2 separate regions of the Homo sapiens genome follow, and region 1 is linked to region 2. Evidence: read pairs that join two places in POLR2A ChIA-PET (ENCODE). Cell type or tissue: Panc1. All regions are shown on one strand. Links, peaks and the distances in the headings refer to the core of each region. The heading gives the core; the rest is flanking DNA.

Region 1 (5,373 bases), core at 94-5,093, 210 kb before region 2:
GTAAAAGCAAAGTCTCTGCACTTGAAATGAGGGGCATGGACGTTCTCATCAAACCTAAGAAACATTTTCTTACACCAAAACAGTCAGTAGGTCATCCTAATGTTGCCAAGTAATGCTTCCTGCTCCGAAGGAAAAAGAAGCTCAAAACCTAGATTAGCATGACCAATGCAGCATACAAGTTGTACAGACATGAATTCTAGGCCTATCCTTTACTTATGCATTCTCAAAAGTGGGGATCAGTTGTTATATTTTGTATTATGTCACCTTGGCTAGGCTGAACTGCAATTTCCAGAATGTCCTTCCCTGTATGTTTCCAGTTAAGGTGGACCACCAGAGATATTTCTATGCAAGATCAGGAGGGTGGAAATGAACAGTAACCAGTCTGTGTTTCAGTGTGCATAATCAGGGGAAGTACTTTTGTAGTTCACACATGTTGTTGTTTATCTGCTGAGTACCTTGTTGGTGAGGGGCAACAGTTGGGCCTGTAACTGCTACATCTTCCCTGGTTCCTTCTTCAGTTGCTCACTCCTGGGCCAGGTGTTTTTCATTTCCATGACAAAGGCCACTAGCTTTTCCAGCAGCGGGACACCCACCTCATCAAGGTTTGAGGCTGTGAGAACTGACATGGGTCCCAGTCCCTTCTCATGGTTTCTAGCTTGTCCCTGCTCACTCACTTTATAATGATCTTCCCTTCTTCACGGCCTTCCCTATGGATTTCAAGCTCTACCACTGGACATGAAGACAACTACGTTAAACACACCCTCCAGCTGCCATACTTGAGTGGAAGTACTCAAACAGAAAAGACAGGCTCTACTCCTCGGTACTTCTCATCCAATTTCTCTAAACAGGTCAGAGAAAGGTCAAAATTCTCTAACAAACAGCAGATATAGATTAGATTAGATTAGATTAGATAATGCATATATATGCCTAGTGGTTCTGCTTCTCTAAATGAACCCTAACCAATATACTAGTTAATAAAGTAACCACTGTTTGTTTGAAGATGAACCAATAATTTTAGTACAATCTAGCAAATTAAACTCTTGTTTCTTCAATAGCAAGAAGGATGATCAAGAAAGGAACTAAATATGAGGTTACCTGGAATTGCAAAGTGGAGGAGCAAAAGATGGAGTCTGATCCCCTTAAAGCAGTTTCTCAACACTGGTGTTGCTAACATGTGGGCAGGATAATCCTTTGTTGTGGGGCTGTCCTGTGGATTGTAGGGCGTTTAGCAGCGTCCCTGACCTCTACCCACTGGATGCCAGTAGCACGCCTAGTGTGGCAACAGAAAGCAACTTCGAACATTGCCAAATGTCTCTTGAGGGGCAAAACTGCCTCCAGTTGAGAGCCATATTGCCTTAAGGCATGGCATGTGCCTCTGTAGGAGCATCTTCTCTTTGCCTTCTATGACTTCACCCACTCCACAGTCACAGGAGCACAGAACTCTACAAAATGTTAGCTGGGTGTGGTGGCACGTGCCTGTAGTCCCAGCTACTCAGGAGGCTGAAGCAGGAAGATTGCTTGAGTCTGGGATGTCAAGGCTGCAGTGAGCCATGACGGTGCCGCTGCACTCCAGCCTGGGTGACAGACCATGTCTATTTAAAAAAACAGGCCGGGTGCGGTGGCTCATGCCTATAATCCCAGCACTTTGGGAGGCCAAGGCAGGCGGATCAACTGAGGTCAGGAGTTTGAGACCAGCCTGGCCAACATGGCGAAACCCTGTCTCTACTAAAAATACAAAAATTAGCTGGGCGTGGTGGCAGGTGCCTGTAATCCCAGCTACTTGGGAGGCTGAGGCAGGAGAATCATCTGAACCTGGGAGGTGGAGGTTGCAGTGAGCTGAGAGCGCCACTGCACTCCAGCCTGGGCGACAGAGCGAGACACCATCTCACAAACAAACAAACTCTACAAAATTTTAGATTATCTAATGAATCCAGAGAAAGAAAGGGACTCACCCAGCATCACATAACTATTTAGTGGTAGAGCTGGAAAAAGTCAGGTCTTGTGTCTCCCAGCACCGTGCTGTTTCTGTTAACCACACAGCCCTGCTTTGCCATAGCACTGTTACTCTATAACCTGACATGTGCCGACAGGCTGCTAAATGCAGTCACTGAGGAAGACTTGTAATGATCCTAAGATCCTGAGCAATTATTTCATCATTCTACACAAAACCACCAGGAGCGGGAGAGAAGGCACCAAGGAAGAAATACCTTTATTAGGAGTCTAGGCATGTCAGAAAAACCCAGTTCAGTCACAGAAAAGGAGGCAAATATTGGTACAGAGCAAGAATCCAAGTGTGAAAATAAAACCTCCATCTAAATATCCTAACAGAAATGCTGCTGAATTTAGCCCAGGTGAAACTTCTGAAAGCTCCTGGTGAAATGAGATTTTTGCATAAAGAGAGAGCTCTCCAGCACTGCTGCATCTGAGCTTCTTATAAAGTGACGGGTCTTGGCCAGCAGTAGAGGAAGAGATAAAGGGGATGTCTCATCACCCAAGCAAGGTCGTCTGTGTTCAAGTGAGAGAAGAACCTTAGGGTTTTGGACAGAGTAAACTGGGGCAGCAGAGGGAAAATGGCTGAGGAAACACAACGTCTAGGCCATGTGTGGCATAATGTGGAGGGGTCTGTGCAGTCTGGTGTGAGTGCATCTCCAGGAGGTCTTGGGAAACACTGGCATTCCTTCCTGAGGCCATTTTGGTTCTGTTCTGACTTCATTCAGAGCAGAACTGCCAATGTCCAGCGCCAAGTCCTGGATCATAATTAGCTGAGTGGAATGCAGTAGCCACCCTATGACTCCCATACCTCTTCCTTTCTGGAGCAGTCACTTTTCTCAGACCAAGTGAGATCTTACCCAGTAGGGGCCCAATCTAGAAATCACTCCCACCTTCATATGAGCACCAGGTGGAGAGAATCATTCTCATGACTCAAAGCTTTAGATCTCGATCCTCAGATGATGTTCCTTGGACAGAAGATCAGTCTGAAGTTATCTGTGTCAAGAGTAGCTGGCACTGCCCATGGGTAATGGGCCCAAGCGATGTGATGCCGCAGCTCTCCCAAAGAAGAGCTCTCTCTGCTTTCACAGGCAGGAGAGGAGGAAATGAGGCAGGCTTCAAGGTAGTCAATGCCACTTAATTCTTCCATCGAATTTGCTGTGGAAAGAGGAAACAATGAAAGTGTGTGATCAGTTTTCACTTATCCCTACAGCAAGGCAGAGAAAATGCAACAAAACAAGGCTCAGCTAGATAATGTAAGGAAAAGAAAAAGTAGAATCAGATCAGGAGGTGGGGGATGTTGAGAAATTTTTTAAAATATATGGGGGAGTTCATTTATTCAAAGATGCATTAAACACCTATTTTGTATTTTACAAGCCTAATTTTGGTCATTTGACCCTAAGGTAGGTTCCAAAATACCTAACAGGGAACTAACTTTCATATTAACAAAGAGCTCAGTAATTTCCTGCTGTGAGAGACGAACCAGCTGTGCTCCCCAGGTAGCTAACATCTATTTCACCCACTTCTTATTTTCAACTGGTAGGTCCCATCCATCCCCACGAGACCATACAGTTTGGATATTCTGAATCTGTAACATGTTTTCATACTTTCAATATTTAGTTTCTCCTACATGCTAGGTTTAACTATTATCACAGCATTACAGTTAAGTCTTAGCTTGAGGTCCCCAGATTACCCCCCTATCATACCGCATCTCAGGAGTAATTTCTGCTATTCAAAGCAGTGCTTTTGACATTGTGGCCAGAGGAGAGCCTTACATCCATGTGGCTTAGCCAACTGCAATCCTTCCAGACCTTGGGAACATACATTTGGTACTATTTTGTGAACTGTCTGTCTCCTGAGCCTGCTGGAGGGGTGAACTGTAGCTGCTCACCGAGCTGCTGAGAAGAGCATCAATCTTCTCCTCCTCTGCTGATCCTTTATCTACCTTACTCCTGTATGCTAGCAACTGTTGACGATCCTTCAGGTCCCGGTAGGTCTGTGCATCAAAACAAACAATACAAACCTCCAATCAGCCTCTGTACAGGGTTCTTTTTGCCCAGGATGGTCTCAAACTCCTGGGCTCAAGCAATCCTCTCTCCTTAGGCTCCTGAGTAGCTGGAACTACTGGTGTGTGCTACTGTGTACACATGAGGGCTTATTTCTTTTTGTCATTATCACTTTGACCCAACGCTCAAGGAGAGGCTAAGAGGCTATAGTGGGATAACAGTGGGGTCCAGTGCCCACAGAACTCCATGTTGGAGAGAAGACTACACAGCTTGTATAGCTTGATTTAGTTCTATGAATTCTCCAAGTACGACAAGTTTATAAAAACACAGAGAAAGCAGTCAGAGGGCTGGGAAAATAATACAGGAGTGCTGGTCTCCAAACAAACTCTTGCCAGATTATTCTGTCCATTCAGTCAAACCTGGTGGGAGCACCTCAGGATCTTGGACAGAGAATATTATAATCCCCACCCTGCTTCGCCACTGAGGATCTAACGGAGGACTCCCATTTCTTGGGGACTCACATCAATGACGACATCATGGCACTTGAACTTAGTGGCTAAGTTCAACTTCGTGTCCACATCTTCCACCAGATTGACATACTCCTGTAATATCTGTGGGAAGAGGTACTTCCGATTAATGATTCAAACACCCATAAGGCACAGAGCTCTACAAGGTAGAAAAGAAAGTCCTGAAGAAGGCAAAAGAGTTCAATAGCTAATGTTTCCAGTTTCCATCATCAACCACAGGACTAGTTCTGCAATGGGAATGAGGTAACGCTACACAGTACTTCCATGCTGCCTCAGTAAGCAGGAAAGAGCACACTTCTCCTGATCCTCGAGCCAGATACACATGCCAGCAATGAGTGCTCTAGCTGTGATCCAGTGCTCTGCTCATTTCTCCCTGATGTCTTTTCTCCACGAGTTCTCCTTTTCTATCATTTGAACAGTACATCAGTATTCCACTTGGGCTAACACAGTAGATGCTACTCAGAGAGGACAGTTTGGAATTGTTTCTAAAGGGGAGAAAGGGAGAGAATTTCACTCCCTGGCCTTTTCTGTCTTGAGGCCTATTGCAGCCATTGTGCTGCCTTTAAGGGAAAACAAGAGCAGATCGGGTCTCCCATCACTGACCAGTAAGAGGCTTAAAGTTAGGTCTCCAAGAATATCCTGTACCCAACTCTCTTCAGGACCCATTACCTGCACAGGGGCATTGTTCTTGTGCAAAATTTCGACAACCCGATGGAAGCCAATGGGTGCTCTCTTCTTGGTATAGCCCAGCCAGTTCTGAAAGAGGAAGATGGGGTAGCGGCAGGTAGGCCAGGCACACTCAACACATTCTAGGTTAGTCTATGTTTTACGATCAGACCAGAATAATGTGG
Region 2 (5,373 bases), core at 216-5,215:
TAGAGAAGGGTTTCATCATGTTGGCCAGGCTGGTCTCGAACTCCTAACTTCAAGTGATCCACCTGCCTTGGCCTCCCAAAGTGCTGGGATTACAGGCGTAATCCTTCTTGCCCCCAGCAAGAAGGAACAGATTCTAACAGCAGGTGGAAAGCCGAGAGAGGTAACAGGTAGGTAGGAGGTAGCTGAGAAATTCCTCAGTTAAGAAGTCAAGATTCTGGAGGGTGTGGTGGCTCAAGCCTATAATCCCACCATTTGGGAGGCCAAGGTGGGCGGATTGCTTTAGTTCAGGAGTTTGAGACCAGTCTGGGCAACATAGTGAGACCCTTCTCTACAATAAATAAAATACAAAAACAGTAGCTGCCTGGCACAGTGGCTCATGCCTGAAATCCCAGCGCTTCAGGAGGCCGAGGCAGGTGGATCACCTGTCAGGAGTTTGAGACCAGCCTGGCCAACATGATGAAACCCGTGTCTACTAAAAATACAAAATTAGCTGGATGTGGTGGTGCACACCTGTAGTCCAAGCTACTCGGGAGGCTGAGACAGGAGAATCACTTGAACCTGGGAGGTGGCAGCTGCAGTGAGCCGACACTCCGCCACTGCACTCCAGCCTGGGCTAGACACAGCCAGACTACATCTCAAAAACAAAACCAAAAACAGTAGCCATAGGCTGGGCACGGTGGCTCACGCCTGTAATCCCAGCACTTTGGGAGACTGAGGTGGGTGGATCGCGTGAGCTCAGGAGCTCGAGACCAGCGTGGGCAACAGTGGAACCCCATCTCTACAAAAAATACAAAAGTTAGCCGGGTGCGGTGGCATATGCCTGTGGTCCCAGCTACTCGGGAAGCTGAGGCAGGAGGATCGCTTGAGCCCGGGAAGCGGAGGTTGCAGTGAGCTGAGATTGCACTGAAACTGCCTTTGCAAAATTATGACTGAGACAGTGAAAGAGATCTAACTTAACCGACTTTATCTTGCTTCTAACCTCCAAGTTGTCCTTGTTCATTCCTGGGCAAACTAACTTTGGGAGAAACTTAGTTTATAGTTTAAACAAAGATGGTAACAGCCTTTCCCAAAGCAGACCTCCTTCTTGCCTGGGGACTAGATTGCCTTTGTAGGAGTAACATTAGCCACAAGATTAGAAATTATGGTTTAGGCCGGGCATGGTGGCCCATGCCTGTAATCCCAGCACTTTGAGAGTCCAAGGTAAGTGGATTACCTGCAGTCAGGAGTTCAAGACCAGCCTGGCCAACATGGTGAAACCCATCTTTACTAATAATACCAAAAAAAAAAAAAAAGTTAGCCGAGAGTGGTGATGCATACCTGTAATCCCAGCTACTCGGGAGGCTGAGGCAGGAGAATCGCCTGAACCCGGGAGTCAGAGTTTGCAGTGAGCTGAGATGGCAACACTGCACTCCAGCCTGGACGACAAGACAAAACTCCATCTCAAAAAAAAAAAAAAAAAAAAAAAGGAAAAGAAAAGAAAATAAATTATGGTTTAGGAGTCATGCAGCTGAAAGCTACAAGAATCTGACCCTCCCTAAACTGCTCCTAAGATCAGTGCTTGAGATATTTTGCAGACCCTGCGCTTGATGGATCAGCTGGCACCACCCAGCTCAATAAACTGGCTCATCTCATCCTGTGGCCCCCCCCATCTAGGAACTGACTCAGCCCGAGAAGACAGCTTCCAGTCTCTATGATTTCTTCCCTGACCAATCAGCACTCCTGGCTCACTGGCTTCCCGCCCCGTCCCCTTCCGCCCCCCACCACCAAGTTATCCTTAAAAACTCTGCTCCCCCAATGCTCCGGGAGACTGATTTGAGTAATAATAAAATTCTGGTCTCCCGCACAGCCGGCTCCGCATGAATTCCTCTTTCTTTATTGCAATTCCCCTGTCTTGATTAATGGGACTCTGTCTAGTCAGCGGGCAAGGTGAACCCCTTGGACAGTTACAGCACCACTGCACTCCAGCCTTAGTGACAGAGTGAGACCCTGTCTGAAAAAGCAAAACAAACTAATAAACAAAACAGTAGCCGGGCGTGGTGGTGTGCGCCTTTGCTCCTACTTGGGAGGTTAAAGTGGGTGGATCCTCTGAGCCCGGGAGTTCTAGGCTGCCAGTGAGCCGAGATCGTGCACCTGCACTCCAGCCTGGGCAACAGAGTGAGGCCCTACCTCATTATAAAAAAAAGAAAAAAAGCTAAAGTCAATCTCCTAAGGCCTTTTCTTGAATTAGGAATGAGGAAGTGGTGAGAAGAGAAATAAGGAAGGAAAGTAGTGGCCCTAGAGAAGAAAAGTTGTCACTGAGGAAACACTGGGTAGGATTAGACCATCCCCCATTCCCTCCTCTCCCCGCCCAAAGACTGAAAATCAGGCCGTCCGGTTATTTTAGGCTGAAGTCCCAAAGAGAACTGTGTTGGTGTGTGTGTGTTCCCGGCAATCGCTGGCAACAACCTTTCTCTCTAGAAAAAGGTCACTGAAACAGATTGGGGTCGGCCTTGATCCTGGTTCCCCACGGGGGTCAGAAAACTGTACTGGAGGCCAGAACGTCGCCCTGAGGATGGCCGGGTTTCCACGGGGCCGACCCTGATAAGGATCGCAGGAGGATGGCAGGGCGGTGAGGGTGGGCACGGAGTCATTCCGAGAAGGGAGAGCGGGAGCCGGGGTCAGCGCGGGGAGAAGGGCGTGATTTCCACCCTCTTTCCCCGCTCCCTCGTGCAGGGAAGAGCCAAGGGCGGGGAGGATGCGCGGGCGAGAGGCTAGCCCAGGAAACTGAAAGATGTGTTTACAGAAAGCGCCGGAAGGAAGTCGGAAGCAAGATAGCGGGGGCTTTGGAGGAATAGCCGGACAATTCTGGGAACCCAGGAGCTGGGGTCTGTCTGGATCCAGCTTTCCCTCCCGTCCTCCCTCTTTCCTCGAGCTCCTGGGTGGTTCAGGCCGCAGCGCTCGGCGCGGGCACCTTCAGCCACTTCTGCGCCTGCGCCGTCTGCTGCAGAACATCCAGTCCTGGCCCCGCTCACCCGAGGCGCTCAACAAACGTTTCCATCATGAATAAGCGAATGAAACTTGGAACTGAAAGGACCCAAGACACAAACAAATGCACTGACGGTCAGGAAGGGGTTGCTCAAGGAGGACAATAACTTTCACACCTATTTCACCTCTGCCCCATGAAATGTTATTGATGGAGGCAGGAAAAACCGTTGAACCCCCGGACTAATTGGCAATTTCCCAAAAGTATTTGTAGGAAGAGTACTTTTTGTTTAAATGGAATGTTAAGGCTGGGAGCGGTGGCTCACGCTTGTAATCGCAGCACTTTGGGAGGCCAAGGCTGGAAGATTGCTGGAGCCCAGAGTTGGAGACCAGCCTGGGCAACAAAGGGAGACCTTATCTCTACAAAAAAAAATTAAAAATTGGCCGTGTGTGATGGTGTGCACCTGTAGTCCCAGCTACTCGGGAGGCTAAGGCAGGAGGATCACTTGAGCCCAGGAACTTGAGGCTGTAGTGAGCTATGATTGTGACACTGCACTCCAGCCTGGGCAACAGAGTGAGACCCTGTCTCAAATAAATAAATAAATAAATAAATAAATAAATAAATAAATAAATGTGTGTGTGTGTGTGTGTGTGTGTGTGTGTGTGTGTGTGTGTGTGTAGGAATGCAATTTTTGGCCAGGTGCAGTGGCTAACACCTGTAATTCCAACGCTTTGGGAGGCCGAGGTGGGCGGATCACCTAAGGTCAGGAGTTTGAGACCAGCCTGGCCAACATGGTGAAACCCCATCTCTACTAAAAATACAAAAATTAGCGGGGCGTGGTGGTGAGTGCCTGTAATCCCAGCTACTCAGGAGGCTGAGGCAGGAGAATCGCTCGAACCCTGGAGGCGGAGGTTGCAGTGAGCCAAGATCACGCCACTGCACTCTGGCCTGGGCAAAAGAGCAAGACTCTGTCTCAAAAAAAAAAAAAAAAAAAAAAAAAGAATAGAATTTTACCTGTAAGTCTAAACAGATAAAAGAGATGAAAAACAATAAAACTACAAAACCAACAGCTTCCCTCTTGTTCCTCCCTTCATCCCATTCTTACTGATGATCTGGTTTTGAAAAACACTCATCTACTGCCACTCCAGAGTTACTGGTAAAGAACTGAGGCCCAGAGAGGCTAAGTAACTTAGTGTCACACAGCAAAGAAGGAAAGAAAGAGGGGAACAAAAAGAAGACAGGAACTTGAGCAAAAGCCAACCGAAAACTATGACCTGCCAGCCAAATCCTGCTTGCTGCCTGTTTTTGTACAGCCTGAGAGCCAAGAATGGTCTTTACACTTTTGAATGGTTAAAGAGAAGTCAAAAGAATAGTAATAGTTCATGAAGTGTGAAAATTATATAAAATTCAAATGTCAGTGTCCAGCAATAAAGTTTCATTGGTACACGACCACATTCATTCATTAATGGCTGTTCCACACTGCAAAGGCAGAGTTGAGTAGTTACAAGAGAAATTATAAGCGGCCTGGAAAACCCAAAATCTTTACTGTCTGGCCCTCTACAGAAAAAGTTTGCTGATTTCTGGTCTGGAGTTCTCAGCAGTTCTTTTGGTTTTAAACGCTGGGGTCTGAGTCGGGTATGTGAGGGGTGAGTGGGGAGAGGAGACAGGACTCCGCAGATACTGGAGTCCTTTGATTAAAGGCCCAAAAACTGGTGGGTGTGGTGGCTCACACTTGTAATCCCAGCGCTTTGGGAGGACGAGGCGGGCGGATCACTTGAGGTCAGGAGTTCAAGACCAGCCTGGCCAAAATGGTGAAACCCCATCTATACTAAAAATACAAAAATTAGCTAGGTGTGGTGGTGCACACTTGTAATCCCAGCTACTTAGGAGGCTGAGGCCGGAGGATCACTTGAACACTGGAGGCAGAGGTTGCAGTGAGCCAAGATCGTGCCACTGCACTCCAACCTGGGCGACAGAGCGAGATTCCGTCTCAAAAACAAAGGCCCAGAAACTAAGGACAAGATCAGGGCCAGCTTTAAGCAGTATAGGAAAAGGGGGGGCCTAATGTAAGGTATTCTGTGGTAATTACAAAATCAAGAACAAGCCAACTTTCTGAGGCTCTCCTATGTTCTAATCACTGTTCTGGGCATGGTAGGGGATTATAAACAAGTTTCTAGGATGCTACACAAGAGCTTACAATGCTGTACAATGCACACACCATAAATTATGAGAACAGTCTGGGAATTACGGTTGACACTGTCAGCTTCTCGCAAGCCCCTGATCTTCCTCCTGTTATATTAGCTAACACTGAACACTTACTCTGTGCCAAGCACTATGCTAAGTATGTTTCAAGCACTATTTCCCCTACGGGCTAGATTTTAGTATTATCCTGATTTTGCAGATGAGGGAAC

The links. ChIA-PET counts read pairs that join two places held together with the same protein. Peaks named below come from ENCODE experiments on the same cell type or tissue, not always from the same donor. Only the 100,000 strongest peaks of a DNase experiment are listed, where the experiment ranks them.
Region 1: POLR2A ChIA-PET joins it to region 2 with 9 read pairs; 2 of 35 experiments call an interaction of 5 or more read pairs at or near these places.

What each region holds. Positions count from the first base shown.
Region 1 is chr14:77,424,490-77,429,862 of GRCh38, forward strand. VIPAS39 (VPS33B interacting protein, apical-basolateral polarity regulator, spe-39 homolog) reads right to left here. Exons shown (of 20, transcript NM_001193315.2): 17 at 5,192-5,278; 18 at 4,517-4,606; 19 at 3,881-3,985; 20 at 2,186-3,147. The coding sequence ends at 3,127. It also overlaps a transcript of NOXRED1 not described here. Among named protein-coding and RNA genes, the nearest start is that of NOXRED1, 3.7 kb to the left of the region's middle. In Panc1, for the core only: no CTCF peak of the experiment used is centred there; no DNase peak of the experiment used is centred there.
Region 2 is chr14:77,639,290-77,644,662 of GRCh38, forward strand. No RefSeq gene overlaps it. Among named protein-coding and RNA genes, the nearest start is that of SPTLC2, 25 kb to the left of the region's middle. RefSeq lists an enhancer at 3,047-3,126. In Panc1, for the core only: no CTCF peak of the experiment used is centred there; a DNase peak (open chromatin) is centred at 3,025; H3K4me3 peaks cover 1,060 bases; H3K27ac peaks cover 1,314 bases.